Regions from separate parts of the Mus musculus genome. Here region 1 is linked to region 2. Evidence: chromatin loops called from intact Hi-C (ENCODE). Cell type or tissue: gastrocnemius. All regions are shown on one strand. Each heading gives the region's core, and the rest is flanking DNA. Links, peaks and the distances in the headings are about the cores only. Region 1 has its middle 29 kb from the start of Rbm10. Region 2 holds the start of Rp2 (retinitis pigmentosa 2 homolog).

The links. Peaks named below come from ENCODE experiments on the same cell type or tissue, not always from the same donor. Only the 100,000 strongest peaks of a DNase experiment are listed, where the experiment ranks them.
Region 1: a loop joins it to region 2, with 3 times the contacts of the local background. A loop is called at or near these places in 4 of 42 quality-filtered maps.

Annotation. Positions count from the first base shown.
Region 1 is chrX:20,580,149-20,595,865 of GRCm38, reverse strand. It overlaps the pseudogene Gm14539. Among named protein-coding and RNA genes, the nearest start is that of Rbm10, 29 kb to the left of the region's middle. In gastrocnemius, for the core only: a CTCF peak has its summit at 7,656 (motif pointing right); a DNase peak (open chromatin) is centred at 7,726.
Region 2 is chrX:20,358,413-20,374,129 of GRCm38, reverse strand. It overlaps Rp2 (retinitis pigmentosa 2 homolog), which reads right to left and starts at 9,649. Exons shown (of 5, transcript NM_133669.5): 1 at 9,302-9,649. The coding sequence starts at 9,394. In gastrocnemius, for the core only: a CTCF peak has its summit at 7,907; DNase peaks (open chromatin) are centred at 9,234, 9,636 and 10,072; H3K4me3 peaks cover 2,117 bases; H3K27ac peaks cover 1,147 bases.

The sequences.
Region 1 (15,717 bases), core at 3,691-11,690, 220 kb before region 2:
TGAAACTTATAGAGGAGAAAGTGGGGAAAAGCCTTGAAGATATGGGCACAGGGGAAAAATTCCTGAACAGAACAGCAATGGCATGTGCTGTAAGATCGAGAATTGACAAATGGGACCTAATGAAACTCCAAAGTTTCTGCAAGGCAAAAGACACCGTCAATAAGACAAAAAGACCACCAACAGATTGGGAAAGGATCTTTACCTATCCTAAATCAGATAGGGGACTAATATCCAACATATATAAAGAACTCAAGAAGGTGGACTTCAGAAAATCGAACAACCCCATTAAAAAATGGGGCTCAGAACTGAACAAAGAATTCTCACCTGAGGAATACCGAATGGCAGAGAAGCACCTGAAAAAATGTTCAACATCCTTAATCATCAGGGAAATGCAAATCAAAACAACCCTGAGATTCCACCTCACACCAGTCAGAATGGCTAAGATCAAAAATTCAGGTGATAGCAGATGCTGGTGTGGATGTGGAGAAAGAGGAACACTCCTCCATTGTTGGTGGGATTGCAGGCTTGTACAACCACTCTGGAAATCAGTCTGGCGGTTCCTCAGAAAATTGGACATAGTACTACCGGAGGATCCAGCAATACCTCTCCTGGGCATATATCCAGAAGATGCCCCAACTGGTAAGAAGGACACATGCTCAACTATGTTCATAGCAGCCTTATTTATTATAGCCAGAAGCTGGAAAGAACCCAGATGCCCCTCAACAGAGGAATGGATACAGAAAATGTGGTACATCTACACAATGGAGTACTACTCAGCTATTAAAAAGAATGACTTTATGAAATTCCTAGCCAAATGGATGGACCTGGAGGGCATCATCCTGAGTGAGGTAACACATTCACAAAGGAACTCACACAATATGTACTCACTGATAAGTGGATATTAGCCCCAAACCTAGGATTCCCAAGATATAAGGTACAATTTGCTAAACACATGAAACTCAAGAAGAATGAAGACTGAAGTGTGGACACTATGCCCCTCCTTAGAATTGGGAACAAAACACCCATGGAAGGAGTTACAGAGACAAAGTTTGGAGCTGAGATGAAAGGATGGACCATGTAGAGACTGCCATATCCAGGGATCCACCCCATAATCAGCATCCAAACGTTGACACCATTGCATACCCTAGCAAGATTTTATCGAAAGGACCCAGATGTAGCTATCTCTTGTGAGACTATGCCGGGGCCTCGCAAACACAGAAGTGGATGCTCACAGTCAGCTAATGGATGGATCATAGGGCTCCCAATGGAGGAGCTAGAGAAAGAACCCACGGAGCTAAAGGGATCTGCAACCCTATAGGTGGAACAACATTATGAACTAACCAGTACCCCGGAGCTCTTGACTCTAGCTGCATATGTATCAAAAGATGGCCTAGTCGGCCATCACTGGAAAGAGAGGCCCATTGGACACGCAAACTTTGTATGCCCCAGTACAGGGGAACGCCAGGGCCAGAAAGGGGTAGTGGGTGGGTAGGGGAGTGGGGGTGGGTGGGTATGGGGGACTTTTGGTATAGCATTGGAAATGTAAATGAGCTAAATACCTAATAAAAAATGGAAAAAAAAAAGCTCCCCCTCAACACCACCCCCGCCCATTCCCAGAGCTGCTGCTGGGGAGCCTGGTGGACTCGGGACCCATTACCTACCAAAACCCCCACCCTCCGAATACCACTCTCCTTCCTTCTATTCCTTCCATCCCTTCTGCCTGTGATTGCTGAGGGGACAAACCCCTAGTTGGTCTGCTCTTGTGAAGACTCCATATCCCAATCCATCCTAGAGGACCCACTGCACTCAGAGCAGTTGAGCAGTTGAGGACACTCTTGCACTCAGAGCAGTTGAGGATCAGCTGCACTCAGCACAGTTGGACAACAGCCTGAGTGCTCCACTGAAGATCCAATAGTCTGAAGGCCTCCCAGGAGATCTACTGCAGCCAGGACAACAGGTCAGCAGCTTTTCTGCTCCTGTGAAGAGCCCCCAGTTGGAAGGTCCCACAGGAGGTCTGATACAGTCAGGGCTGCAAGTCTACCAGGAGACCTGAAGCAACCCAGAGACAAAAGGGGCAGACTCCACACAGTCAACAAACACCAGGGATATCCATATGGCAAAAGGCAAGCACAAGACCATAAGCAACAGAAGCCAAAATGTGTGGGCATCATCAGAACCCAGTTCTCCCACCACAGAAAGCCCTGAATACACCAACACACCTGAAAATCAGGAATCTGCCCTAAAATCCTATCTTATGAAGATAATAGAGTACATTAAGGAGGATATCAGTAACTCGCTGAAGGAAAACACAGGTAAACAGGTGAAGGAATTGAACAAAGTGATCCAAGACCTAAAAGTGGAAGTAGAAACAATAAAGAAAATACAAATGGAGGCAAACCTGGAAATAGAAAGCCTAGGAAAGAGGTCAGGAATTACAGATGCAAGCATCACCAACAGAATACAAGAGATAAAAGAATCTCAGGTGTAGAAGATACAGTAGAAAAGATTGACACAACTGTCAAAGAAAATTCAAAACATAAAAACTTCTAACCCAAAGCATCCAGGAAATTCAGGACACAATGAAAAGACCAAATCCAAGGATAATTAGAATAGAGGAAAATGAAGATACCAAGCTCAAAGGACATGAAAATGTCATCAACAAAATCATAGAAGAAAACTTTTCCAACCTAAAGAAAGAGATGGACAAAGAGGTACAAGAAGCCGATAGAACACTAAATAAATAGGACAAGAAAAGAAAATCTTCTTGTTACATAATTATCAAAACACTAAATACACAGAGCAAAGAAAGAATATTAAAAGCTGCAAGGGAAAAAGGCCAAGTAGCATACAAAGGTAGATCTATCAGAATTAAACCAGACTTCTCAACAGAGACTATGAAAGCCAGAAGAGCCTGGTCAGAGGTCATGCAAACTCTAAGAGAACACAAATGCCAGCCCAGGCTACTATACCCAGCAAAACTCTCAATCAACATAGATGGAAAAACCAAAATATTCCAGGACAAAACCAAATTCAAACAGTATCTATCTACCAACCCAGCCCTACAAAGGATCCTGGAAAGAAAACTCCAACACAAGGAAGATACCTGCACCAAAGAAAGGACAAGATATTAAGCACCTCACAACAAAGTCAAAAGCAGCATAAGCACACAAAGCCACCTACAAAAATAAACATATCAAGAACCAACAGTCATCCCTCCCTTCTCTCTCTTTTTTAAAGATTTATTTTATATATATATATATATATATATATATATATATGAGTACACTGTAGCTGTACAGATGGTTGTGAGCCATCATGTGGTTGCTGGGAATTGAATTTTAGGACCTCTGCTCGCTCTGGTCAGCCCTGCTCACTCAGTCCCTGGTTGCTCCAGCCCAAAGATTTATTTCTTATTATAAATTCGTACACTTGTAGCTGTCTTCAGACACACCAGAAGAGGGCATCAGATTTTATTACAGATGGATGTGAGCCACCATGTGGTTGCTGGGATTTGAACTCAGGACCTCTGGAAGATCAGTCAGTGCTCTTAACCACTGAGCCATCTCTCCAACCCAACAGTCATCTCTCTTTAATATCTCTTAATATTAATGGACTCAACTCACCTATAAAAAGACATAAGCTAACAGACTGGATATGCAAACAAGATCCAGCATTTTGCTGCATACAAGAAGCACACTTCAACAACAAAGACAGACACTCTCTCAGAATAAAAGGATGGAAAAAGGTCTTCCAAGAAAATGGTCCCAGGAAACAAGCAGGAGTTGCCATCCTAATATCCAATAAAATAGACTTTCAACCAAAGGTTATCAAGCGTGATGAAGGACACTTTATATTCATCAAGGGGAAAAATCTACCAAGAGAAAGTCTCAATTCTGAACATCTATGCCCCAAATGCAACAGCTCCCAAAATCATAAACGAAACTTTACTAAAACTCAGAACACACATTGACCCCACACAATAGTAGTGGGAGATTTTAACACCCCAATCTCACCAATGGACAGGTTATTAAAACAAAAACTAAACAGAGACACAGTGAAACTAAGAGAGGTTATGAACCAAATGGATTTAACAGATATCTACAGAACATTTCACCCTAAAACAAAATAATATACCTTCTTCTCAGCACCTCATGGTACCTTCTCCAAAATTGACCATATAATTGGTCACAAAATAACCCTCAAAAGATACAAGAAGATTGAAATAATACCATGCATCCTATCAGATCACCATGGGCTAAGGCTGGTCTTCAATAACAGCAAAAACTACAGAAAGCTCACATACACGTGGAAACTGGACAACTCTTTACTCTGTGATAACTTGGTCAGAGAAGAAATAAAGAAAGGAATTAAAGACTTTCTGGAATTTAATGAAAATGTTGATACATCATACCCAAACTTAGGGGACACAATGAAAGCAGTGCTAAGAGGAAAGTTCATAGCACTAAGTGCCCTGGTAAAGAAACTGGAGAGATCTTACACTGACAACTTAACAGCATACCTTAGAGATCTAAAACAAAAAGAAGCAAACTCACCCAAGAGGAGTAAAAGGCAGGAAATAGTCAAACTCAGGGCCAAAAACAACCAAATAGAAACAAAGAAAACAATACAAAGAATCAGCAAAACCAAAAGCTGGTTCTTTGAACGAATCAACAAGATAGATAAAGCTCTAGCCAAACTAAAGGGACAAGAGGCAGTATCAATTTGGTAAAATCAGAAATGAAAAGGGTGACATAACAACAGAAATAAAGGAAATTAAAAAAAATCAGATCCTACTATAAAAGCCTATACTCAACAAAACTAGAAAATCTAGATGAAATGGATGGTTTTCTAGACAGATGCCACATACCAAAGTTAAATCAAGAGCAGGTAAACTATAAAAACAGACTCATATACAATGAAAAAAAGAAAGCATATTCTGTAAATGGTGCTGGTCTAACTGGCTGTCTGTATGTAGAAGAATGAAAATAGACCCATATTTGTCACCTTGTACAAAGCCCAAGTCCAAGTGGATCAAGGACCTCAACATAAAATCAGATACACTGAATCTAATAAAAGAGAAAGTGGGAAAGAGCCTTGAACTCATTGGCTCAGGGGGAAATTTCCTAAACAGAACTCCAATGGCTCATGCTCTAAGATCAAGAATTGATAAATGGGACCTCATGAAACTGGAAAGCTTCTGTAAGGCAAAAGACATAGTCATTAAGACAAATTGGCAACCTACATATTGGGGAAAAAAATCTTCACTAACGCCACATCCGATAGAGTGTGAATGTCCAAAATATATAAAAGAACTCGAGAAGTTAATCACTAAAAAACCAAACAACCCAATTAAAAAATGGGGTATAGAACTAAACCAAGAATTCACAACTGAGGAATCTAGAATAGCTCAGAAACACCTAAAGAAATGTTCAAAGTCCTTAGTGATCAGAGAAATGCAAATCAAAATGACCCTGACACCAATCAGAATGGCTAAGATCAAAACCTCAGGTGACAATACATGTTGGAGAGAATGTGGAGAAAGAGAACACTCCTCCTTTGCTGGTGGGATTGCAAACTGGTACAAGCACTCTGGAAATCAATCTGGAGGTTCCTCAGAAAATTGGAAATAGATCTACCTGAAGACCCAGCTATACAACTCTTGAGAAAATACACAAAAGATGCCCCACCATGCCACAGGGGCACGTGTTTCCACTATGTTCATAGTGACCTTATTTATAATAGCCAGAAGCTGGAAACAACCCAGATGTCCCTCAACAGAGGAATAGATACAGAAAATGTGGTACATTTACACAATGGAGTACTACTCAGCTATTAAAAACAAAGAATAGAAATTCTTAGGCAAGTGACGAAGACCAGCTTCATGAACGCCTTAAAGAGACAGACGGACTACCGCTCTGGTGGCAAGTAGCAAAGCTTTACTGATTTTTTCAGCTTATAAACATGGGGTATGATTTTGAAATTTTTGCTAAAAAAATAACATTTTTACTTAGTTGCACCTGGCAGACAATATTATCATTTTTGGAGTCATTTTCTCATAACAAGACCATTCTTCAGAAGGAGGAACTGTTTATCAGCAGACCCAAGGACATCCTCCTCTCCGGGTAAATATTAACTCTTGACTAGGAACAAGGGAAAACTCTGGCCCACAGAAAGTTATGTTAGGACATCCCTCCCTTCCAGGAGGGATGGCCCCTGAACTTTACCCCAATTAACTGCTTTGACCCTTTCAGGCCAGAACCAAAGGGAAGCCATTGTTCTCCTCAGGCAAATGGATGGAACTAGAAAATATCATCCTGAGTGAGGTAACCCAATCACAAAAGAATACACATGGTATGAACTCACTAATAAGTGGATATTAGCCCACATTCTCAGAATACCCAAGATACAATTCACAGACCACATGAAGCTCAAGAAGAAGGAAGACCAAAGTGTGAATACTTCGATCCTTCTTAGAAGGGGGATCAAAATACCCATGGGAGGAGATACAGAGACAAAGTTCAGAGCAGAGACTGAAGGAAAGGCCATCCAGAGACTGCTCCACCTGGGAATCCATTCCATATGCAGACACCAAACCCAGACACTGTTGCAGATGCCAAGAAGTGCTTGCTGACAGGAGCCTGATATAGCTGTCTCCTGAGAGGCTGTGCCTGAGGCTGACATATACAGAGGCAGATGCTCTTCGTCAACTATTGGACTAAACACAGGGTCCCCAATGGAGGAGCTAGAGAAAGGACTGAAGGAGCTGAAGGAGTTTGTAACCCCATAGGAAGAACAACAATATGACCCAACCAGAGCTCCCAGGGTCTAAACCACCAACTAAGAAGTACACATAAAGCCGGGTGTGGTGGCGCATGCCTGTAATCCCAGCACTTGGAAGGCAGAGGCAGGTGGATTTCTGAGTTTGAGGCCAACCTGGTTTACAAAGTGAGTTCCAGGACAGCCAGGGCTACACAGAGAAACCCTGTCTCGAAAAACAGAAGAAGAAGAAGAAGAAGAAGAAGAAGAAGAAGAAGAAGAAGAAGAAGAAGAAGAAGAAGAAGAAGAAGAAGAAGAAGGAGAAGGAGAAGGAGAAGGAGAAGGAGAAGAAGAAGGAGAAGAAGAAGGAGAAGAAGAAGGAGAAGAAGAAGGAGAAGAAGAAGGAGAAGAAGAAGGAGAAGAAGAAGGAGAAGAAGAAGGAGAAGAAGAAGGAGAAGAAGAAGGAGAAGAAGAAGGAGAAGGAGAAGAAGAAGAAGAAGGAGAAGAAGGAGAAGAAGGAGAAGAAGAAGAAGAAGAAGAAGAAGAAGAAGAAGAAGAAGTAGTAGTAGTAGTAGTAGTACACATAGAGAGACCCGTGGCTCCAGCCATATATGTAACAGAGGATGGCCTTGCCCAGCATCAATGGGAGAAGAGGCCCTTGGTCCAGTGAAGGCTCTATGCCACAGTGTAGGGGAATGCAGGGAGGCAGGAATGGGTGGGTGGGTGGGTGGGAGTGCACCCTCATAGAAGCAGGAGGAGGGGGATGAGATGGAGGGCTCTGGGGGGGGGAATCGGGAAAGAAGATAACATTTGAAATGTAAAGAAATAAAATATTCCGTTAAAAAAATAAATGTTAAAAAAATTTACTGAATATGGGTGTATTGAGCTTGTTTGCCCAGTAGGTGGCACCAAGAGAAAAGGTTTTATTTTTACTGATTTACCAGGATGTCTTAAACAGTGGTTCTCTACCTGTGAGTCATGACCCCTGGGGTGGGGTCCACTGAGCCTTTCACTGGGCCGCTTAAGACCCCCGGAAGACACAGATATTTACATTGTGATTCTTTTTTTTTAAAGATTCTTTTTTTTAAGATTTATTTATTCATTTTATGTGAGCACACTGTCCATCTCTTCAGACACAACAGAAGAAGGCATCAGATCCCATTACAGATAGTTGTGAGCCACCGTGTGGTTGCTGGGAATTGAACTCAGGACCTCTAGAAAAGCAGTCAGTTCTCTTAACCATTGAGCCATCTCCCCAGCCCTTACATTACAATTCTTTTTTTTTTTTTTTTTTTTTTTTTTTTTTTGGCTTTTCGAGACAGGGTTTCTCTGTGTAGCCCTGGCTGTTCTGGAACTCACTCTGTAGACCAGGCTGGACTCGAATTCAGAAATCCGCCTGCCTCTGCCTCCCAAGTGCTGGAATTAAAGGCATGTGCCAGTCTGTGATTCTTAACAATAGCAAAATTATAGTTATGAAGTGGCAATGAAAATAATTTGTGGTTGGGGATCACCACAATGAAGAACTGTATTAAAAGGCTGCAGCATTAGGAAGGTTGAGAATCACTGTCTTAAAGGGATATGTGTGTGCCCCAATTGGGTGTGACCAATCTTACTTATGAAAGGCACTATTCCTGAATCTATTATACATCGTTGGCATAAATCTGGGTATGTTCTTTTGTTGTTGTTTTTGAGACAAACTTTCACTATGTAGCCTTGGCTGGTCTTGAACTCAGAGTCTTTGCCTCCATAGTGTTGGGATTGAAGTTGTGCCCCACCACACTCAAAGTGGTTCTTAAAGCTTGCAGGTAAGATTCCTCAGTTCCTTGGCCTAGTTTATAAAAGTTCACTTTGTAATATAATATTATAGTTGAGACTGCCATATTCTGGCTGTGCTTTTAATCCAATCTAAGTTACTTTCAGGTCCCAGCTGGTTCTGCTGAGATCAAGCTATGAGATACTCCAAGTTACTCCAGATTATGTGGCAGTCTTTTCAGACTATGAATTGCTTCGAAAGACTTTATTTAAAAATGTAAGTATATATTTATTGTGTGTGTGGTATGTATGTGTGTGAGTGTGGCTCTATAGTAAGCAGAGTTGGTTCTTTCTACCATGAGGTCCTGGAGTTACTACCTTCTACTATGAGACCCAGGTTATTAGGGTTGTATGGCAAACACTTCCCTGGTGAGTGTTTGCTAGCCTGAGAGAGTTCATCTTACAAGCAGCTTTGGAATCAATTTGAGGAGGAAGATGACTCTGCACCTGGGTGGAAACATGAATAGTAACATATCTTTGGCACTATCTACATAGCACATGTTTATGGTTATAAACAGCTTATTCTTAGGAGAGAAAAGGTGCGACTCAATGACCTTATTGAGCAAACTGAACACTGGTTGTCTGAATAAGAATGTCTACATAGGCTCATGTATTTGAATGTTTGTCATTAGGGAGTGGCACTACTTAGAAGGATTAGAAGGTTTGGCCTTGTTGGAGTAAGTGTGGCCTTGTTGGAAGAAATGTGTCACTGGGGGGGGGGCGCTTTGAGGTTTCAGAAGGACAAGCCAGGCCTAATGCACTCTCTCTCTCCTCCTGATGCCTGCAAATCTGGTCTTAGATCCCTTTGGTATTTCTACATCACCATATCTGCCTGCATGCCACCATACTTCCTGCAATGATAATGGACTCAACCTTTGAAACTACAAGCATGGTCCAATTAAATCCTGTCCTTTCTAAGAGTTGCCATGGTCACAGTGTCTATTCATAGCAATAGAATATTGACAAAGACAGAAGTTGGTACCAGGGATTAGAATATTGCTATGATAGGTCTGACCATGTTGTTTCTTAGAGAAATATGAAACAGTTTGGGACTTTGGATTAGGAAAGTAGTTGAATGTTTTAAACAGGGCCGAGGTCATACTAGTAGTATTGGGAGCGATGCTGGTTATAAAGATCCAGCTCAGACAAGGAGACCTTATTGAGCAAACTGAACACTGGTTGTCTGAATAAGAATGTCTACATAGGCTCATGTATTTGAATGTAGGAGAGGATATGCCTAGTCCTGCAGCAACTTAATGTTCAGCGTGGGTAGGGTAGCGGTGGGATGACAGCAGTGTGGCCTGACACCCAGAAGGGGGCTTCCCCTCTCAGGGGAATGGGGAGAGGACTTACTTGAGGGGGGACACTGGGAGGAGAGGAAGAGCTGATATTTGGGTTGTAAAGTGAATAAATACATTTAATTAAACAAACAAACAAAAAAAGATTCAGCTCAAGAGGTTTCAGAGGGCAAGAATACTAGTAAGTGGCCTGGATGCTGTTCTTTGTGATATTTTGGGGGAATAATTTGGCTGCTTTCTACCCGTGTCCAAAAATTAAAAAAAAAAATAAAAACAACCTGCCTGAGGCTAAATTGAAGACTTTTATATTCACATAGGATATTTCAAAACAGCTTTGTATTGATTCTGTTATATGGCTGTTAGTGATCAATCTTAAGCAGATCTATAATGAAAAGGAGCAAGCTGAGCAAGGAAAAAATACAAAATGTACAGTTTAAGGAGAAAATGGGCACCAGGAAGTGGAATGGAGCTAAACTAAATCCGTCACTCCAGGAGATAAAAAGTTCAAAGAAAAGCCTGATGCTAAATGGAATAAAGGGAGTGGTGACCTCAGGAGAATAACTCATCTAGTTAAGCTTCCAACTTGTAAACAAGAATTAAAGAAGAGCTGAAGCAGTGAAGAAAATCATCAAAGCCAGAAAGCTAATGCAGATGTAACTGAAAGTGTCCCCAGCATATAACAGAACTTAGCAGCTTCAGCCATGTGGCTCTGGCTTTAGAGTCAAGGATACAAGAATAGGGTTGTGAAAAGCACTCTAAATGTTAAAAAAAAAATAGGGTGGTAGAATCTCCCTCTGTGGATAAGGAAAGTCACTTAAGCCAGTTGTGTCTCAGAGGTGTACCTGAATGAAGACATAGAAAGGCCATTGTGTGATACTGTGAACATGAAGCCTGGATTTCACTGGAGATCCCAGAGTTGTGGGGTACCCATCAAGGAGAGCTGTTAACAGGGAGTGAAACTAGAATGAGTGAGAGAGAGATAGAAAGAGAGGGAGAGAGAGAGGGAGGGGAGAGAGAGAGAGGGTGGGGGGGGTATTGCAGTCAACAAAGCTAAAAGGAGTTGGAGATCTAAAGAACACTTAGATATCAGACACAGAGATGCAGAATTTGGAGTTTGCCCAGTTGGTGTTTAGTCTTGCTTTGGTCCAGTATTTCCTTTACATGCCTCCTTTCTCCCCATTTTGGAATAGCAATGCCATTCATTGCGTGTGGGAAGAATATAATCTGATTTTTAAAATTTGGATTTTTACAGTTAAGAGATTGTCCTGAGTCTCAGAAGAGACTTTGGACTTTTAAACAAGTCTTGAGACTGTAAAAGACTATGTCAACTTTTGGAGTTGTACAGAATGCACTGCTGCATTATAACGTAACAAGCCTCTGGTGGGGTCAGGGACCGAAATAGTGTTTCTTCACAGCAATAGAACACTGAGCAAACATCTAGCACTGAGATGGTGACAGCCCTTATTGACTTATCATTAGCTACTTGGTGTGTGTATCAAGGACTGATGGGCAGAGAACTTTTCACTGTCCTGGAAACGTAAACTCCCCTTGGTTCCTACTGTTGATGTAGCTTTCTGGAATGGCTGTTTGTTCAACCTCCTATTTACCTATCCAGACCTGACATCTGTTCATCCATCTGCCTGTTCACTCTTCTGGGCTAGCTGGACCCTTTCACTTCCGAAGCGGGACTAAACTCTACAGCTTATCTTTGATCCTGTAGCTCAAGTCTAAGGCCAGCAGCTAGCTCTCAGCTTTGTTCAGTTGATACCTTATTAATAAAGACTCTATTTGAAGTCCCATCAGCTTCTGTGCTTCTCAGTTCTGACAAACTCTTGAACTCTGCTGTAGCCTCTGAACTCTTTACAATCACTCTATAACTTTTATATCATATACTTATATATCTCTATACACATATATATGTGTGTGTTGATATATTTGCTATATCGTGTGTATTATGTGATCTGAGATTAATGTAATTAAAATGATTGGAATAAAAAAATCTTGTGGCTGTAAAGATGACTCAGCAGTTGAGACTGAGGACTGCCCTTGTAAAGGACTTAAGTTTGGTTCCCAGCACAGAATTGCCTATATCTCCAGTTGCAGGGTATCTATGCCTTCTCCAGGACTCTTCAGGTACCTGCACTTTACAGCTATACATTCCCAAACAGACAAATACATATAAACATAATTCAAATAAAAATAAGCCCACTTAATAAAAGGGAAATCATTCCTGATACCTGAAACTTAAACAATTACCTACCTACAACCACTTTACTAAACTAGTAGAATCCTCAACTACATTCTAAAAAACTTCCTTATACCCACAGATAAATGTTCTCACCATTCCATTCACTAATGAAAATTATCTTTGTAACAGATGGATAAGACTACAGAAAACCAGTCAAAATGCAGAGTTGTGTAGGCCAGTCTCAATGGATACATTTACAAAATACTCCCAATCCTAAGGCTCAGTGACTATCACAAAGTATGTGTGGGTGTGTAGGTGTGGGGTGGGGCAGAAACTTGGTAAGAGCCAGAGAATACTGGAGTTTGTTGTGAAAGTATACCTATAAGGAATATCAGATGTTATATCCACAACTCTTACCAACATGACTGCTCAAACATGAACTGAACAAGGATGACTCCAATAGGCATGCAAAAGTGGATGGGGAAAAGTTCACAAGATATCAACCACATACAAGAACCATAGGCAATTGAGAAAAGCTGGGAGCAGGGGAAGTGTTTCCTCTCAGGAAGGAGTACAGCAACTGGTTGTTCACTGCCAAATGGGCAGCCTTGAAAACATACATATAAGTAACACTATATGAACTGAGCAGGTTATATTTAGGAATATATATATATATATATATATATATATATATATATATATATATATATATGTACACACACACACACAACATAACCACCACCAATAACAAAATAACAGGAAATCAACAATTATTGGCCATTGACTTTTCTCACCATCAAAGATGCAGACTAGGGCTGGAGAGATGGCTCAGTGGCTAAGAGAACTGACTGCTCTTCCAGAGGTCCTGAGTTCAATTCCCAGCAACCACATGGTGGTTCACAACCATCCATAACGAGATTTGACTCCCTCTTCTGGAGTGTCTGAAGACAGCTTCAGTGTACTCATATACATAAAATAAATAAATCTTAAAAAAATAAGACACAGACTAACAGAATGGATAAGGAAACAAGATACATTCTTCTGCTGCACACAGGAAACACACTTCAACATCCAGGACAGACATCACCTAAGGGTAAAGGGTTGAAAAAAAGGTATTCCAAGTAAATATACCTAAGAAACAAGCTGGTGTAGTCATTTTAATATCTGACAAAATAGATTTTAAACCAAAACTAATCAGAAGTGATACTACACACTCATCAAAGAAAAAAATCCACCAGGAGGACATGGCAATTCTTAAAGTCTATGCTCCAAACACAAGTACTCCTAAGTTTGTAAAAGAAATACTACTACAGCTTAAATCACATACTGATCCTCACATATAGATAGTCAGAGACTTCAATACCTCACTGTTACCAAGAGACCAGTCACACAGGCAAAAACTAAATGGAGAAATGGAAAAACTAACTTAATTTCAGTTATAAACCAAACTGCTATTTGCAGAACATTTCACCTAAACACAAAAGAATATAACTTCTCAGCACCTCATGGAACTTTTTCCAAAATTGGTCACATACTCTGACACAAAGAAAATCTCAACAGATACAAAAAAAAAATCAAAATAACACTCTGGCATCCAGTCTGAGTACCATAGATTAAAGCTGGATATCAACAACAAAAACATGAGAAAACTTACAAACTCATGGAAACTGAACAACTCTTTACTGAATGACAAATATGTCAAGACAGAAACGAAAGACTTTCTAGATGTGAATAAAAATGAATACACAACATACTCAGACATATGGGACATAGTAAAGTCTGTTCTAAGAAGCAAATTCATGGTACTAAGTGGTAACTTAAAAAAGTTGGAGCAGCCGGGTGGTCGTGGTGCATGCCTTTAATCCCAGCACTTGGGAGGCAGAGGCAGGCAGATTTCTGAGTTCGAGGCCAGCCTTGGTCTACAAAGTGGGTCCCAGGGCTATACAGAGAAACCTTGTCCTGAAAAACCAAAAAAAAAAAAAAAAAAAAAAAAAAAGAAAAAGAAAAAAAGAAAAAAAAGTTGGAACAATCTCATACTAGGAACATAACTGTACACCTGAAAGCTCTCGAACAAAAAAGAGAAACTACACCCAAATTGAGTAGATGACAAAAAAAAAATCAACTTCAGGGCTGAAATCAATAAAAATCAAACCAAACAACCAACCAATACAAAGAATCAATGAAACAAAGAGTTGTTTCTTTGAGAAAATCAGTAATATTGACAAGCCCTCATTTATATTAACTAAAATTCAGAGAGACTATTTAAATTAACAAAATTAGAAATGAAAAGTGGAACATAACAACAGATACTGGGGAAATCCAAAGAATCATAAGGATATACTTTTAAAATCTGTATTCCACAAAATTGGAAGATTTAAAAGAAATGGATAATTTTCTCAATAGGTACCACTTACAAAGTTAAATCAAGATTAGATAAACAGAGGTTTGTTGAAGGACATCGGCCGTGGAGTTTGGGGTTCGGACGAAGATTGAAGTCATGGCTGGTGCAGAAAGTGATGGCCAATTCCAGTTCACTGGTATTAAAAAATATTTCAACTCTTATACCCTCACAGGTAGAATGAATTGTGTCCTGGCCACATATGGAGGCATTGCTTTGCTGGTCTTATACTTCAAGTTAAGGCCTAAGAAAACTCCAGCTGTGAAAGCAACATAAATGGATTTTGAAATGTCTGACCTCACCTGTTAAGTCCCATGCCTGAAGAAGCTGATGTGAACTCATCATGTAATACACAATTTGTACAATAAATTATGAACCTGGAAAAAAAAGATTAGATAAACAATTTAAATAGAACTATAACCCCTAGTGAAATAGAAGTATAAAGTCTCCCAGCTCCCCTCCCCCCTCAAAAAAAAAAGCCCAGGGCCAGATGCTTTTAGCTCAGAATTCTATCAGACTTTCTTTTTTTTTTTTTTCCAAAAGTCCCCCATATCCATCCACCCCCACTCCCCTGCCCACCCACTCCCCCTTTTTGGCCCTGGTGTTCCCCTGTACTGGGGCATATAAAGTTTGCAAGTCCAATGGGCCTCTCTTTCCAGTGATGGCCGACTAGGCCATCTTTTGATACATATGCAGCTAGAGTCAAGAGCTCCGGGGTACTGGTTAGTTCATAATGTTGTTCCACCTATAGGGTTGCAGATCCCTTTAGCTCCTTGGCTACTTTCTCTAGCTCCTCCATTGGGAGCCCTATGATCCATCCATTAGCTGACTGTGAGCATCCACTTCTGTGTTTGCTAGGCCCCGGTCTATCAGACTTTCAAAGAACGGTTAATGCCAATACTCCTCAAGCTATTCCATGAAATAGAAACAGAAGGAACATTGCCCAATACATTTTATAAGGTTACAGTTACTCTGACACTCAAACCACATAAAGACCTGACAAAGAAAGAATTATAGACCAATTTTCCTCATGAACATAGAAGCAAAAATACTCAATACATGCAAATTGAACCCAAATACAGACCAAAACATCCATCATGATCAAGTAGGCTTCATCCCAGGGATGCAGGGATGGTTCAATACATGAAAATCCATCAATGTAATCCACCATATAGACAAACTGAAAGAAAATGACGTAATGATCATGTCATTAGATGCAGAACAGTCCTTTGATAAAACCCAACACCCATTCATGATACAAGTCC
Region 2 (15,717 bases), core at 3,371-11,370:
ATACAGAGAAACCCTGTCTCAAAAAACAAAAAAACAAAAACAAAAACAAACAAACAAAAAAACCACTTGCTGCTCTTCCAGATTTGAGTTTCGTTCTAGCACCCACATTAGATGGCTCACGACTATCTGTAACTCCAGCTCCAGGGGATCTAATGGCCTCTCCTGCGGGCTTACATATATACACAAAAATAAAATAGTTTAAAAGGAATATGGAAATCTGGAGTGTGAGTCTGAGGGGCTTAGCCAGAATGGGCTGAAGTAGTTAGAAGGAACGAGAAGGATGGGATAAATTTGAGAAATGTTGAGGAAATGGAATTAACAGGTGTGCTAAATAAAGCAGGAAGATTGTCAATTTGAAGCCAGCTTAGGCTATACAATGAGACCCTACCAAAATCAACAGCCAAACAAACAAAAGGCAAACATATCTAAGAAGCTAAAGTATTGCTCGATTGTATAGCACTTGCCTTGGCCCTTGGTTCTATTCCTCGCACTTCCAAATGAAATAAACTAAAATATTAAATAAAATCTAAGGAATACTTTCTAACACTACTTCTCCTAATTACTTATAGGTAAAAACAAACAACAACAAAAAAACAAATTAAAATCTAAAAATACAGAATTGGGGAGATGGCATAGTTGGCAAAGCACAGGCACATCAAATATACAGGCTGTTGCAGGAAAATCTCCAGCTCAGGTCCAGCCTTTGTTAAATAGCAAGACCCTACATCAAACAAACAAAACCGAAACAAAAGTCTCAGAAAAAAATTCTCTTAAAAAGATAGTTCTAACATAGGGACCCGAGTTCAGTCACCAGCAGTTATATAAAAAGTTGGATGTGGTGGAATACACTTATCACCACAACAGCACTGCAGAGTCAATGACAGGCAGAGCCTTATAGCTCACTGGCCCACTGCCTAGTATATGTGGAGAATCCCAGGACACTTGCTTGTCTCAAAAGACTGTAAGTGTGTGTGTGTGTGTGTGTGTGTGTGTGTGTGTGTGTGTGTGTGTGTGTGTGAGTGTGTGTGAGTGTGTGTGTGTGTGAGTGTGTGTGTGTGTGTGTGAGAGCGTGTGTGTGTGTGTGAGTGTGTGTGTGTGAGTGTGTGTGTGTGTGAGTGTGTGTGTGAGTGTGTGTGTGTGTGTGAGTGTGTGTGTGTGTGTGTGTGAGTGTGTGTGTGTGTGAGTGTGTGTGTGTGTGTGTGTGTGAGTGTGTGTGTGTGTGTGTGTGTGTGTGTGAGTGTGTGTGTGTGTGTGTGTGATGCCTAAGGAATGACACTTGAGAATGTTCTCTGGCTTCCAAAAGCACCATGAATATACAAAACAAAACAAAACACCAAAATACAAAAAACAAAAACAAAAAACCAACAACAGATAAAACTAGAAATGAAGAAAACCTGAATCCACAACAAGTAAGCTTGCATTACACATCTAAACAAGATGTAAAATGCAAAAAGTAAAATTACTTGTCCATAAACACACACTGAATAAAATTGGGGGATTGGAGAGATAGCTCAGTAGTTAAGGGTGCTTGTTGCTCCTGCAGAGGACACAGGTTTGATTCTCAGCATCCATATGTCACTCACTGCTGTCTATAACTCCAGTTCCAAGGAATCCATTGCCCTCCTTAGGTACCAAGAATGCATGTGGTATACAGACATACATGCAAGCAAAACACATGCATACATAAAATAAACACATCTAAATTTTCTCTTAAAAATTAAAGCTAGGTGCGGTGACACACACCTATAAAATTAGCACTTAGAAGGCTGATTTAGAATAGTCTCAAATTTTGAGACTACCCTGAAAAAAAAAAAGGCTCAGAAATTTAAAAATAGTAGATACTTTACAAACACGATCTAGAACTGCCATGGAATGTTAACTGTATTGCAATTAAATGCTAAAATAATACATAAGAGAAGTTAAAATCACAGATGTAATTAATAATTTAAACATTAAATATAATAAAGAACAACAAGGTCAAAACAAGTTTTAATAGACAAACTGTCAAGAATGATTAAGAAACAATACAATAGAATGAATGAAAACAAGGATATGATTATAAACAGGTTTAAAGCAGAGTATAAGGTGCTGAGAGATGCTTAGTCGTCAGGAGCACTTACTGCTCTTGCAAACAACCTGGGTTTAGTTCCAGCACCCACATCAGACACCTCACAAATGCCTGTAACTCCAGTTCCAAGACTTCCGATGCCCTCTTCTGTGGGTACTTGCATGCACACTGTGCACATGCATACACATAAAATTTACAAAATCAATAAACCGCTAAAAAACAGAATATAGGTAACTATATAGCCATTTTAGTCAATGAATCTTGGTTACCCCAGAATATAACTCCTATAATGTGGGTTATACAGGTATTATATGAATAGTAACTAAATCTGATAATCAAGTACCTTTTTTGTTAGGTGTATGAGTGTTTTGCCTGCATATATGTGCCCATGGAGGCTAGAAGAGTGTATCAGATCTCCTTGGAACTAGAGCTATGGATAGTTGTGAGTCACCATGTGCTAGGAATCAAACTCGGGTCCTCAGAAGAACACCCAGTACTCTTAATGTGGAGCTCTCTCTCCAACCCAATCACACACTGTTTTGAAGAGAACTTGAATCTTCCCCACATCCCACTCTCCACTCCATCTCCAATGAACTGAGAGTCTGATGCTGATCAAGAACAAAAGAGTAAGGCTTAGGAGCTAGCCCAGTAAGAGCACTTCACTTGTCTAGTATATGGAAGGCCACAGTTCAATTCCCAACACTGAAAAAAAATGGGAACAAACTGGCACTCAGGGACATTCAGTTAAGTCACACGTCAAGTTGATCAATTTCTGGCTAGGGAAATAAAAGAACTATAGCAGGCAGAGGCACTGCTTCTGATAACTACTGTAGGTCTTTCCTCCCTTTATGTAAAGGGAGACTGAGGCTGCTTTCCTCTGTGAAAGCCAGTACCAGGACGTGGGAACATAGTTACGGGGCAGGCAATGGGAGCTTGGTCTACTTCCAGGCCTTAAAGTGAGAAAGAACATCAAAGGGTGGCTTAAGTCCATTCTGCATTAAATTTTAGGAGGAAAAAAGTATTCTCTGATCATGTTTCCACGTGTCTTTTTGGCACTGATACATTAATCACAGCGGAGGTAGTTAGAGCAAAGGTGAATAGGTAAAGGGAAAAGACCACCAGGATTTGGCTGATTTCTACAAAGCTGAATGGGCAAGAGGAGCAAGGCATGTGTGGGTCTACACTCAAACAAATTAACACAGACACACACACACACACACACACTACTAGGAGTTAAGATTTCTTGTTGCAAATGTCGGCATAAAATCTATTGCTAAATCACTGAGCTGTTATTTTAATAGGTTTGAGTGTGCTGTGGACTTAATATTCGTGTCTCCCCCCCATTTTTAATGCTACTAGAGATTGAACCCTGGGCCTCGTGTATGCTAGGTAAGTACTCCACCACTGAGCTGTATCTCCAACCAGTCTCCCCAAATTTCTCCTTTGAAGCTCTAGCCTTCAATATGGTGATATTTGGAGGTGAAGCCTTTGGGAAGTAATGAGAGGCCTTCATAACGGGATTACTGGCCTTGTAAGATGTGGGAAAGAGTGCTGGCGCCGGTGAATACAGAGAGGAAAAGTCTTGAAAGGATACAGCAAAAAGACAGCTATCTAAAGCCAAGAAGACAGGCCCACTAGACAGAGATGCTAGAATGTGCTAGCATCTTGATCTTCTGAGTCTTGGGCTCTAGAACTCTGAAACCTAAACTTGCTGTGTAAGCCATCCAGAATGTGGCATTTTGTTACGGCGGCCTGGCCTAGCTGGCTTCAACTAAGAAGCCCTTCATCTCTATCTTTACCAGCACTTTTTGTGGGGTTGAGGGACTTGACTGGGCTTACTTTCTAGTAAATCTTATGAAGTCACCAATCCTGTGGGATTAGAACTCTACACTTATGAACATTATGTAAGCTTTTTTCTTTCTTTAGTGGCTCTAACTTCAAATATAATCATGGAGGATTTAGGCCTTCAAAAAATTTTGACTAATACTCATAACAGCTTCTAATACTGCGGGATTCAGTGTAATCTATCTTCTTAGTTTTTCCTAGACATTCCATTTTTACTGGCTTATGAGGATAAATTAATCCTGTAGCTAAAGATTCTATAATTCGCTTTACAGTATAAAATTACTTGGATTGTCAATCACTATTCAAGGGAGAAATATAGGATATATGTTACTATATTTTCTCAGAAATTCCTAAAAGTTCTTCAAGTCAAAACTTAATAACTAATTTCTAGCTTAGAATAATTTTGTAAACGTTACTAGTTCTTAAAATGTCTAAAATTACAAGCATAGATAGGTTATAGTCTAAAGTATTTTAACATATGAGCCTTGATGAAATGTACATAGTTTATATCTCTATGTATTACCTATAGCCCACACTGGCCTCAAACTTGCTGCATTAGCAGGAGTTGGATCAACAGTACTATTTAAGTATTATTTCCCTAACAGAAAACAGCAGTGAACATCTTAATTCTTTACTAGGCAGCAAGCAAATTTTCATTAAATTTAATTTCTGGAGTTAACTTCAGTAATGATATCCTGAGATATACTAATGGAATCTATTCACATTAATGGAAATCCAGTTTGTAAAAATAAAAAGTATTTTTAAAGAGTAGCTTGTAGCAGATATGCTTACTTAAGCTTTAAGGTATACATTAAATGTTTTCTCTAAAGACATCTAATAAAATATATCTAATGAAGGGTTAGAGAGATGGCTCAGCCAGTAAGAGCACATAGTGTTCTTGCAGAGAACCTGAGTTCTCAGCACTCATGTCAGATGGCTCATAACTGTATGAGACTCCAGCTCCACAGGATCTGATACCTGTTTCTGCTCTCTATAGGCATTGCTCTCATGTGTACAAACTCATACCAGATTTTCACATACATACACACATAACTGTAAAATAAAAAACTTAAATATATTTGTAATAAAATATCAAAATTAGAAATCGTTATTTGGGAGAAAAGATCAATTAGACTCAATAAAATCAGAGGTCCTTGGATCCTGAAGTTCAGAATACACATGGAGAGTGCTTGGCCTTCAGCCCTAGTTGAGCTCCCAACTGCATGCCTGTATCAACCTGACAGTCACCTTTGGGGTTAAGCCACCCTGAAGGCGATCCTGGAACCCCTACTCAAGTTGCCACAGTTGATACCATATAGAGTCAACCCTGCTTAACTGTACACAAAGGGCAGAGTCCTAAACAAAAGCAGTATTTGCCAGTGTTTTAAGGTATTAAGTTTTAGGATGGTTTAGTTCATGTCAAACGGCAACTAAATTATCTCACATACTTAGATGATGATGAAAATAGCATCGAGCTTCCTATCTACTACAGATACTTCTTTTTAGCAGGTCACCTATCTAACCTCTGAAGGTTCCACACAGACATCAGTTTCCCATAAAGTCATCCTTTCTATTGATGAACAATTCTTGGAATTAAATTCTCCTATAAGTTGTGCTTGAAGTGTCTCTGGAGATGACAATTACTATCTAATGTCTCTTCTTCAGGGCAAGTCTTTGCCTCGCTAAATTGTGCAGAACTCTTTAGGACTAGCCAACTTTATAACTAAGAAGCTTGATATGCACAAATTGGCTGGTTTACCCAAAGTTGAACAACAGACAGTTGAATTTCTGATCTGAGACTTTGGCTTTAATAAGCACTATTTCGAATAATCATGAGACAAATGTAGCAGATACAAGTGTGTTCTTCATACTCAAATCACAATTTTCATACCTAAGCCATCATTTGGGAAACTAATTCTTTTTTTTTCTTTTTAAGGAGTCAAGATCTCAGTCTCACAATGACCATACTCACACAGGGCAGCCTGAAACTCAGGAGGCTGGCCCTGTACTCAGAAGCACCAAGCCTCCAAAGTTGCTAGCACTATAGGCTTGCACCACTTTGCCCAGCCAGAGAAACTATTCTTCTTTCCGTTATTGAGGAATATTAGCATGAATAAGTGGAACTGAAAACTCCCTTTGTGTGCCACTCATCTTCACCCCATTTTGCCTCAGTATTTCCCGTTTTCACTCCAAAGGGCAAGGAAGATCTCGGAGGGCAAGAATAATAAGTTTGGCTCTTCCTTGGTGTTTGAATACATATACATTGAATAATTTGCTTAACTATTAAAATACAGCATATAAATAATAAGAAAAGGCATTTCTTTCTAAATGATTTAAACAGAGATCTTAGAATCCAAACTATTTCTCATTTCAGGGTAGTTTTTTTTTTTTCTTTTTCAAAGTCAGCAGCAATGGAAAATGAATTCCTTCCACTGTTGACTGTAATATGTAAGTTGCCATGACACCACTTAGTCCTCAAACATTCTTTCTAATTGAGACAATTTCTCCTTGCTTCAGTCCCTTAAGGCTGACCCAATTACCCAACACAAAACCCAAAACCCATGGGGTACCCATCAACTCTGATTATACAACCTAAGGAAACTTTAAACACCACTTTTCCAATGGTAAGGAGATTACAGTCAACTCATTAAAAAAAAACAAAAAACAAAATCTCTTACAGGTTGACTAATTGCTTGCTCTAACTTTAAACAGCACAGACCTAGACTCCATGATATTATGAAAACCTGAGACAAACCATTTCTGTTGCTACAGATACAATGTATCTCAGTTATTTCGGTAAGCTGTGTATTTACACTCAATTCCTTGTAATGAAAAACACACACACACACACAAAAGTTTCAAGAGATAGCAAGACCAGGGTCAGTAAAAGTACCATTGGAGGGCTAGGGGTATAGATCAGTGGTAGAATGCCTGCCTAACATTCTGTGTTCTATTCCCAGCACCACAAAAAAGGTTTTAACTTTTATTATATCTATATAATATATATAATAATAATATATTATGGCATCTTATGTATACTATGTATTATATAGAATATAATTATATATCTAGCTATTTTATATATATATAGGCTTATTGTACATTTCCAATAACAGCTCTTACATCTCTACAACTATAGTACCTAGCAATGCTCTCAAAAAGGGTTCCTTTATTATTATTACACATACATATCTATGTATGTTTAAGTATGCATAAATACAACCTACTGAGTCTGTTTTTGCTGTTTGTATGAATCTGGTTTCAAGGCTGACCTCTTTATTGAATAAAAACATTTTAAAACTATAAATGAAAAAAATTTAATGTTCCTATTTACACCAGAAAGTTTAATGCAGCACACATGGTGGGAGAGGCGACACTTAGATATTAGTATCCACTAAGCTATTTTTCAGTACTTTAACTTAGATAAAGAGCACAAGAAAAAGAGATCACAAAACACATTCATATGAAAGATCCCAACTATCAGGGTGTGGTAGCCCAGCCCATAATCTCAGTACTCAGTATGCTCAGGCAGGTAGATTGCCTGAAATCCAAGGCCAGCCTAAGCTACATACCGTTTAACAGGCTAGCCAGAAGTACATATCAAAACATTGTCTCTAGCATAAGTTGGTGATGCATGCTTACAATTCAAGCAATCAAGAGATGGAGGCAGGGGAATCAGATAGATACTCAGGGCTATGCAGAGTTACATGAGACCTTGTCTCAAAATATAACAAAAAAGATCCTGTTGCAAAAATAACATAATAGCAAGACCAGAAGACCCCAATTAATCAGAACTTTGTAAGTAGAAGTTAGCAGAAAGACAATTATTATGGAACAGTGAACCACAGCCAACCAAGACTACTGAAAAGAAAAGCACACTTTTACTTTTAGCCTGACACTTCTAAACAAAATAAGACAAACAAAAACTCTCTCTGCAGCAGGAAGTTCAAGTTTAAAGAGCATTGTTTAGCTAGGGATGCCACTCAGTGGTAGAATGCTTGCCTAGCATGGCTCAATACCCAGCGCTGGGGAGAAAAAATTTAAACAGCATTATTAGAAATCCCAAGGCTGTTGAAAATGAATACTTCAAAATCCTCCTACCAAATGATTTTGATGGGTACAATCTTCATATAAGACAGAAAATACAACACTTTCCTACATGACAAAATACTGCTATATAAGAGGAACAAAAGGCCACATGGCCTAAGAAAGGTTTCAGAGTCAAAGGCAAAAAGCTGAGCCTGAGAATTCAGCTTCCATTTGTTAAAAGCCAACATTTTGAAAATGTCATTTATATGAATGCCTAAATTCTGCTGGGGATTTGAAATGATGCAGGATGATTTGTCATACCAAACAAGGATGCAGGATGACTGGTTATAACAAAACAAGACTTTAGTACTTCTGGTCAAAGTTGTTGCATTAAGCAATAGTTAACTGTTCATGACACCCATTTAAAAGAACAAGCGTTCTTATTTTGTTTGAGAAACTATAATAATTGATGTCTATTAAGTGTTTTACAAAGCAACTACACTAAGAAGAAAAGAAGAACTTTGTAGAAAGAGGAACCATTGTGAAATGTATGCCTAAGTAAGTGTGTTTTGTGCAAGATTAGGAGACTTTTTCAAACCTTTTGAGATATATATATATATATATATATATATATATATATATATATATATATATATATATATATATATATATATATATATATATATATACACACACACATATGTATATATGTGTGTGTGTATGTGTGTGTGTACATATATATATATATGGCATTTTCGTTCATATAAAGCTGCAATAATAAACTACTTCCTGGTTTGTGTTGGGTACTTTCACCTTACACAATACACTCCAAGACTGCCTCAATTTTCATTATTCTTTTCTGATAAATGGAAGACGAGAATAAAGGTAGACATGAAACAGTCCATTTAATAACTGAGTAACACCAAGAGGCACCAAAAGCGATTTTCAGAGGAGAGCAGACAAAAGAGTAACAGCTTGGGAATACAAACCGCAGAAAAGATGAGAACCAGTCTTGCGTGTGTAATTCGACCACTGGACCAAACCCCTTTGGCCAACGCTGGTGAAATGAGCTGATTGGAGATTCAGCACCTTCCTGGCTCTTTCCCTCCCTGGAGTCCTTTCTAGAATCCGGAGTCGGGGTGCAGAGCCTACAGAGAGGCCCTGGGAGTCTAGTTAGGCTGACCACTAACTCTATGCCTCCTTTGGGCCCTTCACATCCCGCCCCCAAAGTCGTGCGACTTCAGCTGCCTGTGCGCGCCAGTGAAAGCCAGTTGTGGGCCACCCGCCAAACTGCCCGCTTTCATCTGCTGCAAAGGGCAGCCGAGGAGGGCCCAAAGCAAGGGATCCCCAAAACATCACCTTCTCCCGCTGGTCCCAGCTGTACAGCTTGGGCTGCTCCTCCTCTCCCTCAGCCTTTTCACTCTTCCTCCTCTTAGTGAAGCAGCAGCCCATGGTGCGGCCTAAGGGTCTTGGTAGTGGACCCCACTCGCTCAGACACCTTTCAGAGGGTGGCGGGAAGCCAGGGTGACTCGGCCAACAGCTCCCCGGACACCGCCCAGGGGAGCAGCCCCGCCGCCAGGAACCCTCAGCACTCCCGCCAGGCCCAACACCCTTCTCCGCCCAACCCCCTAGGTCTCCGTGACGACCTATGGCAACCAATAAGCGGGCAGCAGCCTCTGAGCCAATCAATGCCTCGCAAGCTGCTCTGCTCCTATGAGCTCAGGCCAAAGTATTCATTCACCAATCCTACGTCAGCGGGGGGCTGGCCAGCTCAGGTGCTCTCACCGAGGGCCCCGTCCCCAGGTCGGTCCTACTCCACCCCCAGCTTCTCCCCTCTAGTGAACTAGGCTGGGCTAGCTGGCTGCTGTTTGATTGGGCTGAGTACCTTTTCCTGACCCGGTGCTCAAATTTCGAAAGTTTCCAAAATTTAAGCTCTGGAGGGGATGCCATACAGAGTAGTGGACTTGTTTTATGACAAAAATTGCTAGGGAAAAAAATCTTGCTGATTTTGTAAAACAAATTTGTGTCCTTCACTCCTCCCTTTCAGTACCTTTCTAGGGAACCCACAAGCTTCTGGTCGAACTGTTCATGTCTGGTGTCTGTAGAGGTCAGGAGAGGGCTCAAATCTCCTGGTTACTAATAGTTGTAAGCCATCAAGCAAGTGCTAGGGAGCGAACCTGGATCCTCTGCAAGAGGAGCAAATGATCTTAAACACTGAGCCATCTCTCCAATCCTTTGAGGGATGTCTAAAAGCTTCCACTTATCTCTCCAAAATTGGACAAGTATTTAGGATAAAAACCTAGTATTGTCTCCTTACTAGAACAGTGAATCTGGGAGCAAAAGGATATTACAAAAAGGCATGTACCTTTGAATCTCTCAGCTTATGCATCCAATGACAGAAGCACATATAACCTTTTTCCAATCTCTTCCAAAAGACAGTAGTCCAACTATAGAGGGTAAGAGAGGCATGTTGACTCACCACAAAGGAGCTTTAGGAACTCAAGCAGTGCAAAGTCTAATAGAGGATATAAACCCTATCATATAAACAACCTGATCTGTTCAAAGCAAATGGTACAAAGTTCGCGTGAAAACATAAAAATATACACAATCATTAACATTTGTTGTATTTGGGTGGACTTTGAGTACAATGCCCATGTATTGCTTTCATAATAAGTTGATTTCTCTGAGATACAGTATTAAAACATCATGATAAGACATCAAATGCAGACTAGCACTTTCAAATTTGTTTATCTTTTTACTTGACCATACCTATCACATTTAATGTAGATTCTAAAAGAGCCTCTGACTCAATTTGGGCATTAAGATTGTTCCTCCTTTCACTTCCTGCCCTTTTTGTACAACCAGGAAGAAGGGTACAGTGCTTAAGAATTATAAATGACCTGAAAGTTAAGCTCCAGGTCTTGGACAATAAAAGCTGTGCATTACTGCCTTTTTCTTCAGTCAGATCAAAGTTCTATGTGAGGATAGTTTTGTATTAGAGCCCTGCTGCTAATTTATATTCATAGAATAGCAAAAGTTTGATCACTGCAGAGTGCAGAATAAGAAGCTGAAATCCAGGGATGAATCTGTGGTCACAATGAATGGAATTGAGCAAGAACTAGAAAAATTCAGATCCTCTGTCCCTCATGGATCATGTTCTTCATAAAGACACAACTCAATAAAACTAATTTTAGAGAAAGAATTTCTAAAACTCATTGCTTTGAGCACACCCTTTTAAAATTATTTGTTTATTTTATGTATGTGTGTACACTGTCACTCTCTTCAGACACAGCAGAAAAGGGCATCAGAGCCCATTACAGATGGTTGTGAACCACCATGTGGTTGCTGGGAATTGAGCTCAGGACCTCTGGGAGAGCAGCCAGTGCTCTTAACTGCTGATCCATCTCTCCAGCCCTAACTCATTGCTTTGAAACACATGCTCTTGAGAAACTCAAATCTGAAACAAAATCTAGATCAACCTGTAATTAGTTTTTAGAGATCCTCAAATAAAACTGAAGGCACTTGGTTAACTCTCATCTCACTGTCAGTCTAATCCCAAATCAAATTAAATCAAAATTAAATTGAAATCATACAAATTATAGCTGGGTGTGGCAATATATTCTCAGCATTTGAGAGTTAGAAGCAGAATGGAGTTCAAGACTGGCCTGGGCTACTTGAGACACTGTCTCTTCTTTCCATATAGCCCCCACCAACCCAAGAACAACCAGGATTAAAAAGCTAATACACAAAGATTAGTGATCTGTTTTGCTCTCTTGCTCTTTTTTCTTCTTCTTCAGAGGTGCTAGGGATTAAACTAAAGCCTTGCACATGTTATACCTACTAGGCAGGTGCTATACCACCAACATAAATCGTGAATACCTCCCTGTGCCTTTACAAAGTACTTTAAATTTTGAGAAAGGGTCTGGCTAAGTTGCCCATTAACCCAGACAGGCATTAAACTGAGTCCCCTGTTTTTGCCTCTCAAGTAGCTGGGATTAAAAGTCACCAGGCCTATGTCTCTCTGTCTTTATCTGTCTCTCTGTCTGACTCTGTCTCTGTCTCTGTCTCTGCCTTCTCCATGTCTCTCTTTAGTTCCTTCCACCATAAATTCCCATGACTTTTTTTGGCAAGCCAGCTCTGTCCTTACTAATCAGCATATACATTGCTGCCAACTGCCATTCTATCTCGAGTCCTGACTCTTCTGTCCCAGTGTGCAGAATGTACAATGAGCCCCTTATACATTAACTCAGACTCTGAAGGGAGATAATCAGACAATTTTTTTTGCCAGTTAATCGTCTGTAGACAGATGTGCACATATGTTCTAATTGCTGCAATGGCAGGAATGAGTTCCATATTATAAAAGTAGGTGGTGAACAAGTCCTACAAAAGTATGTGCTAGACACAAGCATAAGTTCAATTACTTCTGCCTAGGTAGACACTTCCCACCTGTCTTAGTTAGGATTTTACTGTTGTGAACAGACACTATGACCAAGGCAACTCTTATAAGGACAACATTTATTTGGGGGCTGGATTACAGGTTCAGAGGTTTAGTTCATTATCATCAAGGTGGGAGCATGGCAGGCATAGTGTAGGTAGAGTTGAGAATTCGACATCATCAACTGAAGGCTACTAGTGAAAGACTCACTTCCAGGCAGCTAGAATGAGGGTCTTAAAACCCACACCCACAGTGACACACCTACTCCAACAGGGCCACACCCTCTAATAGTGCCACTCCCTGGGCCAAGCATATACAAACCATCACATTTCACTCCATGGTCCCCATAGCCTTATTCAAACATATGAGTCTATGGGGGCCATACCTAAACATAGCATAATGCAAAACACATTTAGCCCAACTTCCAAAGTCTCCATAGTCTATAGTAGTATCAATAATGTTAAAAGTCCAAAGTTCAAAGTCTCTTCTAAGATTCATCGAATCACTTAACATTCCCAAAGCAAAACAGGAAACCAGCTGGGCAAACTCTAAACTCTGTATCGCCATGTCTGACATCAAAGCAGTCTTCAGATCTTCAACTCCATTTTCATCTTTGTTGACTGGAACAATTTTTTTTTCTCCTGAGCTGGTTCCACTCCCTGTTATCAGCTTTCCTCAGCAGATAGCCCAATGCTCCGGCATCTTGAACATCTTGGGGTCTCTAAGGCAACTTCAATGTTACAGCTTCTTGTTTCAATGTCTGGAATCCACACATGATCTTCTGGGCTCCTCCAAAGGGCTGCTGTCACTTCTTCAGCTCTGCCCTCTGTAGCACTCTAAGCTCAGGTTGGTCCGCTCCACTGCTGATGCTGTTTTGGTGGTCATCCCATGGTACTGTCATCTCCAATACACTGGGGTCTTCCTCTGCAAATAGGCTTCACCAATAGCCTCTCAAAGGCTCTCTTCATGGTGCCAAGCCTCAAATCCTTTGCATGACCCCTTCAGTCCTGGGATGTCAACTGAGGCTTCACCTTCACCAACGGCCTTCCATGGCCTCTCACAGTGCCAAGCTTCAGCTGTTCTTCATGATGCCTTCATGCCTTCAAAACCAGTACCAAATGGGTAACTCTTACACATTACCAAGTACAGCTGCTGCAGGAGGTATAACCTTGGCTATCTTTGGAGCACAGCTTCTTTGTGCTCTCAGAAAACACTTCCCAAAAGATTTCACCTCAGTGATGTTGGTCTCTTCTTAATCACCACTAATTTCTTAGCTCCAGCTAACCAGCATCACTTGTTCCAGTAATCCCTTCTATTCTGGACTCTAAAGCCAGAGTCACGTGACCAAAGCTGCCAAGTTCTGCTGCTTGCTGGGGCTGGAACATGGTCGTCTTGTTCTATTACACTATCACCAGCTTTCCACCAGTTTTCCAATTCCTTCACTGCCTAAGCTTGACTGTCCTGGAACTTGGAATTCAGAGATCTGCATGTCTATCTCCTAAGTACTGTGTGGTCCACCAAGCCTGGATTTAAGTTTTCCTTCATGTAGAACATTCTCTAGGCTGGCCTTCAACTCAGAGATCTTCTTGTTTTTGCACCCAAGGATTAAAAGCTTGTACTACCATGTCTGGACCTAAACTTTTAGCTGGGTGATATCCTGCCCCAATGTCACTACTCCCTTAATTCACTTTAATATCCTTGAACACAGGATTTAGCTCCTGGTGGCCCTTTAATATCATACATTTTAATATTTTTCCTTTTTAACTTTGCTATGCTTGTTTAAAATGTTCTTCATGAGACTTAATCAGATAACAAAGTCTATGATGAGTGTTTCTGAGACTTCCTTTGTCGATGTAATTAATCTGAGTCTCTTCACCTTAGCCTCAGGCAGATGCCTCAGACAAGGGCAAAAAGCAGCTACATTCTTCACCAAAACACCACAGAAACAGTCTTTATGCCACATTCTGCAATTCTTCTCCTCTGAAACCTCTTGGGTCAGGTCTGCACAATTCAAATTACACTCAGTCTTTCATATTCCTACTAGGATAGCCCATTAAGCCCCATTTAAAGTTTTCCACTGCTTTCCAAACTCAAAGTCCCAAAATCCACGTTCTTCCAAACAAAGGCATGGTCAGGCCTATCATAGCAATACCCTAGTCCTTGGTACCAACTTCTGTCTTAGTTAGGGTTTTACTACTGTGAACAGACACCATGACCAAGGCAACCCTTATAAGGACAGCATTTAGTTGGGGGTGGGGGAGAATAGCTTACAGGTTCAGAGGTTCAGTCCATTATCACCAAAGCAGGAAGCATAGCAGCATTCAGGCAGTCATAGTGCAAGAGGATCTGAGAGTTCTACATCTTCATCTGAGGGCTGCTAGTGGAAGACTCACTTCCAGGCTGCTAGGATGAGGGTCTTAAAGCCCACAGCCACAGTGACACACCTACTTCAACAGGGTCACACCTCCTAATAGTGCCACTCCCTGGGCCAAGTATATACAAACTATCACACCACCATTTACACTCCTGTTTTGTTTTTTTTATTCCCTCCCAATACCACCTTCTCAACCCCCTCCTGTTATTTCTTTCTGTGGAAAGCTTCCTTTTGTGTTTAGTTTTATACACATTGTCTGTCTTAGAATGTCGAGTTGAGGCTTTATGTCTGACCACAAGTTTGAGAGATAGTTCTGGTTCTCCTATGTCTTGACCATAGACACATAGTTACTTCTCAGAAGACAGGCTTGAAGCCACATATATTTACAGCATAAATACATCAATACCACTAGCAATGTTAGCTAGAAAATTCCCCATGTTGACCAGACATGCCTTTGTTCACTCTGCACTCTCCTGAGGGGATACACAGAGGAAAAAGGAGGAGCAGCAGTTCAGTTATCTATTGGTGCACAGTGAACCAGCTGAAACATAATGACTTTAAAATGCTAAATTTACTCATGAATCTGCATTTGGGCAGGAATTGACAGCTGCAACTCAACTTTGAGCCACAGTACATCTATAGCATAAGCTTGGCTAGCTCTACTAGAAGGCTGATCAGGAATTCCTCTATATGAAATCTCAGGAATTCTCTTCAGCATACAGTTAATTGGACTCCATATGTGGTACTCAGGCTCCAACAGTGAGTGTTCCAAAGACCAAAACAAATGCCATAAGGCCACGAATAGCATTACCTCAGAAGCCACAGGTCATTTCCACTGCATTCTATTGGCCATCTAAAGCTCACTGTGACTCACAGACTAAACAAGAGCAGTAAGTACTGTAAAGTATAGATCTTTTAGGTGTCACCTCAGAGTTAATACAAAATATTGAAGAAGTGGATTAGAGC